2 separate regions of the Homo sapiens genome follow, and region 2 is linked to region 1. Evidence: chromatin loops called from intact Hi-C (ENCODE). Cell type or tissue: Caco-2. All regions are shown on one strand.

What was found. Peaks named below come from ENCODE experiments on the same cell type or tissue, not always from the same donor. Only the 100,000 strongest peaks of a DNase experiment are listed, where the experiment ranks them.
Region 2: it touches region 1 in a loop (12-fold over the local background); 3 of 110 quality-filtered maps call a loop at or near these places.

Annotation. Positions count from the first base shown.
Region 1 is chr18:6,660,882-6,663,381 of GRCh38, forward strand. No RefSeq gene overlaps it. Among named protein-coding and RNA genes, the nearest start is that of ARHGAP28, 68 kb to the right of the region's middle. In Caco-2, no CTCF peak of the experiment used is centred here; DNase peaks (open chromatin) are centred at 1,000 and 1,330.
Region 2 is chr18:6,885,246-6,887,745 of GRCh38, forward strand. ARHGAP28 (Rho GTPase activating protein 28) reads left to right here. Exons shown (of 18, transcript NM_001366230.1): 12 at 1,912-1,994. Among named protein-coding and RNA genes, the nearest start is that of LINC00668, 43 kb to the right of the region's middle. In Caco-2, a CTCF peak has its summit at 1,170 (motif pointing left); a DNase peak (open chromatin) is centred at 1,156.

The DNA of each region.
Region 1 (2,500 bases):
GGTTTTTATTTTTTGCAATTTCCACAACTTTATTATTTTTATCTAAACTTAATTTTTAAGGTATATTTTTAAATTTAGCATAGGTCTGGCCCATGGCCCATTTATTTACATCAATAAATCAAGTTGAAGTCATCAACTGTGGTTTAATTAAACAATTAATTTAATTAATCTAATCAAGTTTTATTTTCTATAATAAAAAGCAATTTAAACTCTACATATTGGTGAAGAGTTTGAAAATTGCTTGAGTTTTTATTAGATAACGATACAGATTTTTTTGTAAAAAAGATAACAGATTTTTTGTTAAAACAGCAGAGGTATTTACTCTAAAATACTCCACTGGTTTAAAAAAAAAAAAAGAATTTCCATGAACCTGATACGTTTAAAGTTGACTCGCAATGACTTCTTTCTTTCTTTTTTTCCAGAAGTTCTATTGCCTTCATATTTTCAAGGCTCTGGATGGATCCAAAAAATTAAACTAAAACTGAAGGCAAATCTTAAATTTCTTTAGTAATACGCAAAATATGAATTAAAACACATGAACTCTTCTGAAAGGAATCGACCCATTTAAAATGCCAAAGAAGCTACTGGAAACACAGAATTCATTTCTGGCTCATTAACGTTGTTGATAGGAGCAACAACATGCTTATTGCCGAGAGCGGTCTCTGCCAGTGGCTCTGAATGCTCCCCCTGGACAAGAAAAGCCATCTGGGGAGGGACTTTCCTAAGAGACCTGTGGTCCCTACACAAACTTGAATTCCTTTTGGCTTGTTATTTAGGATTCAGAAGCCAAAAAAGAATGCCAGGAACTACATATTCCCCAACACCAAACCACCACCAACAACCATAACAAGAAACAACAGCAGCATAACCATATGAAAAACAGGGGCAACAAAGGGAACTAAAAGACAAAGAGGAACTGGCAAAACCCCAGTTGAAAACAGCTGAGATGACCCAATTCCCCCATGCTATCTCTCCAAGACAGGTGCTCCTTATGCCCATCTCTGTACCAGATGCACAGGGAAACACAGGCACAGGTGTGAATGATGTAGGAATCTTACCCATCAATTGTGGAAGGAAATGACATGTTTTGTGAAATTCCTTTGGAGTAGTAAAAAATATAAAGCAGTGAAATTCCCACTTTATAGGAAATTCCTCTTACGCAAAAATTGCCCCTAAGAACAAACACTAGTCAAGAAAATGTAGGAGTACTTGTCAAGAATGAGAAGACCTGAGATTTTATCATTTTTCCTTCACTGAAGAATTTGATTCAGGAATTCCTGACCTGCATCTGGTGTTGGTTTCTGGCTTGTGTTTAACCTTTGGGTGTGTTCAGCGAGGAATGTCTGCTAATCATGTTTAGCCCAATAAAATCTGGCAGCTTAAAAATGTTGACGCTATTTTAGAACTATGGACTTCAAAAGAGTAAAGATTTTGTATAAATTCAAGCTGTCGTGAAGGAGAAATGGTGTCACTGCCCAACAGGCCAGCAATCTAGGGCTGCAGATGTCTCCCTCTGTCTGCTGTAGAGGAAGATATATGATGAAGAGCTAAGGAAGATAGATGCAAATTGATTTTAGAGAAAGTCTGCCTGCTGTTTCATTCATTCATTCACTCATCCATTCTTTTACCCCTTCATTCATGAGATGTTTGTTAATGTCCACTATATGTCAACCCTCTGCTCAGACACAATGCTGAAGAGTGAGGAGAAGAGAAAGAAAAAAAAAGGAGGAGGAAAGGGAAGAGAATGAGAAGAACAAGAATAGGATAAACCCAAAATGTCAGCAGACAAATAATTATTGAGTATTTATTATATGGCAAGTACTATGCTGAGTACACTATCTACTTTCTATAAGGTGCACTATCTCATGGAAGCTTCTCAACTCCTTGATGTAAATACTGTTATTTATTCCCACTTTTTAGATGAGAAAAATGAGATTCACTTAGAACAAGTAATTACTCCTGGTCAACTGAGTCATTAAGTAGCTAACATTTTCTAGAAACGAAGCCGCTCTGATTGGCAACACCTTATTACAAGAAAGGGCATGGTCTCTGCAAACAATGGCCAGGGTTGAAATTGTGGATCTGCCACTTACTGGCTATGTGACCTTGGGAAAGATAACCTGCTTCTGCCCCAATTTCCTACGTGGATGTTAAGATTAGGTGCGTTATTATATGTAAAATAATCGGAATTACACTTGGCTTATAGGATGTACTACGATGTGCTTTTTATTATTCCAAAGCCCAGGCTCGTAACTATCACTTTCCTGTCCTCAGGGAGCTTAGAGTTTGAGGATCAATCGAGACCAGTGGACAGCACATTACAACACAGCGTGCTAGGGCTCAGACAGGCTAAGAGCAGGTTGCTAAGGAAGCGTGCCCTTAGAATCTGTGTCCAGACTTGAGGATTCAGGGAATCTTCCTAGAAGAAGTGACATCTAAGCAGGAAGACCTGGAGGATGAGGAAGAGGAGTGAGCTAGTTGAGAGTTCTGAGAGTTGGGA
Region 2 (2,500 bases), 220 kb after region 1:
GATACCAGCGAACCCTGCAGGAAACCCAGAGTTCTGGCCTGCTACCAGCAGGAAATAATGGCCTTTTTGCCACCTAAGTAAGCTCTAGTTGTAACAAGATTCTCTGAAGGGGAGGATTGTGAACAAGCGCGTGTGTGTGTGTGTTTAAGCTGTCCCTCTCAATACCCTCAAATGGAGCTCAGAGAACACAGAGCCTTTTCCACTAATGTCGTTACTTTCTCTTTTCAAACTTGGCCCCAAACTTGACCGTAAAATTAAAGGACTAGTATCATCATCAATCAAGCCTCAGATGCTTTCATTACATGCTTAATAACTTTCTGGGGAAATAATGACCTCAGGAAAGAGAATACTTGTGACGGGGATGTATTAAATGAATTAACTACAAAACTATTAATCACAAAACAGCGTTGGGCCAGGTTTCCTAAGTAAAATGAAAATGGATTATTTGCCAAATTAAACTTAACTTAAAAGAGCTTCTTAATTTCTCTGAAGTTAATGGAAACACAGTGGTCCCAAGCCTACATCTGCATCTCTTGTTTTTTTCTTCCCCAGAGTTGTTTTTTTTTTTTTTTAATTGCGTTGGAAGATTAGAGACAGTCCTCAGCCTGCAGTTTATGCACTAACATTATGTCTTGTCTGCCCCTAAATGCTTTGCACTGAGACTTGCTCTTAAAGTTTCTATTATTCAGGCAAGCTCACAGCAATGTGTATTTGCTCTTTTCAGTAACATCCTGGACCTGCGTCATTATAAATTTGATACAAGTTATCCACAAATCTACACATGGATTTTTCTTCAACAATATGATCCTCCCTCTCTCCCCATATTGCTTGGTTGTATACACTTGTCATCTACTCCTGAACTCTAGCACGCACAGCTCCAGTAACCTACTAGCTTGTCACAAGTGTTTCCACTGCTATACAGCTCAGTTAACTTCACCAGCAGCTGACTGCCTTCCAGCCATTGAATAGAAATAGATTTTCCTTCAACTTGAGAACTCCCCAGAGATTCCAGAACATAATGCTTTCCTCCAAGAACTCCCCACCAAGACACCATTTTGAAGAAAATACAGAGGGACAAAGGAAAGCCTAGATTCTCTGGTGTATTCTAAATTTTCAGCACAGCTGGTCGTGGATTATCCAGCTGTGGATGGAATCCCTGAGTATAAATGCCAACCCTCTGGCGCCATCTTGTGTCATTACTGAGGAAGAAAATACTCAACAATCTCCAAAGATCCAACTACAGTCATCACCTTCCCTAAGTGTCCATGGAAGATCTAGAATAAGTGTCATAGATCATAAAAGTAAGAGCAAATATGTAGAAAGATAACTATGTACAGGTACTGATTTAAACACTCTACATGTATTAACTCATTTAATCCTCATAACAGCCTGTGAGGTAGATACAATGACTATTCCTATTTTACAGATAATAAAGTAGATGCAACAGGGATTAAATAACCTGCCCCAGGTCACACAGCGACTAAATAGTAGTCCAGGTTTGAAACCTGGTTCTAAATCTGTGTTCCTAATACTTATACTTTTCTGCCTCATTATATGGAAGCAAGGTTTATTTTCTCTTGTATTGAGTGAGCTTCACTTCTATTTATAGTATTAAAGGAAGGGAAGGTCTGCGAAAGTACTTTGAAAGGGAAGTGCTATCCAAATCCAGAATTATTCTGAGGATCTCGTTGGCCACCTGCCTCAACAATGGCATCATGGGATGGGAAAAGGGAGTTGATGGACAGAGGCTCCTGTCCAAGTGAACAAATTTACATTGCTGGGCACAAAACCTGAGTCTTTACCACCAAAAGCTGTCAGGAGCCCTCCTGTGCCACCAGATGCTAGCAAGAAATGCTGTCAGGATGCATCAGGGCTATTTAAAATGTATGACTATTTCTGTTTTCTTGTTAGGAGGGCCTCACGTCAAAGTACAGTTTCAAGCCTTACACCTCATGGTCATGGCGCTGCCTGATGCCAACAGAGATGCAGCTCAGGTACGTCGTGTCCACCTCACAGCTTGTCCTGGGGCTCTTATTGCTCAGAGGACATGGCTCATATAGGAAAATGAAAGTGGAGATGACAGCTCACTGAGCCACCTGAGCATGCTGCAAACACACGGCCTTTCTGTGCTCCCACTGCCCTTCTCCTGAGGAAGACAAGAAAGAGTGGAGATCTTGGTATCTTGTTTTTTTTTTTTTTTTGAGAGACAGAGTTTTGCTTTGTCACCCAGGCTGGAGTGCAGTGGCACGATCACAACTCACTGCAGCGTTGACTTCCCAGGGCCAGGTGATTCTCCCATCTCAGCCTTCCAAGTAGCTGGGACTACAGGTATGTGCCACCACACCCAGCTCATTTTTTGCAGAGGCAGGGTTTTGCCATGTTGCTCAGGCTGGTCTCCAACTCCAGGGCTCAAGTGATCCTCCTGCCGCAGCCTCCCAAAGTGCTGGGATTACAAGTGTGAGCCACCACGCCCGGGCGGTATGTTCTTAAACATTTAAGT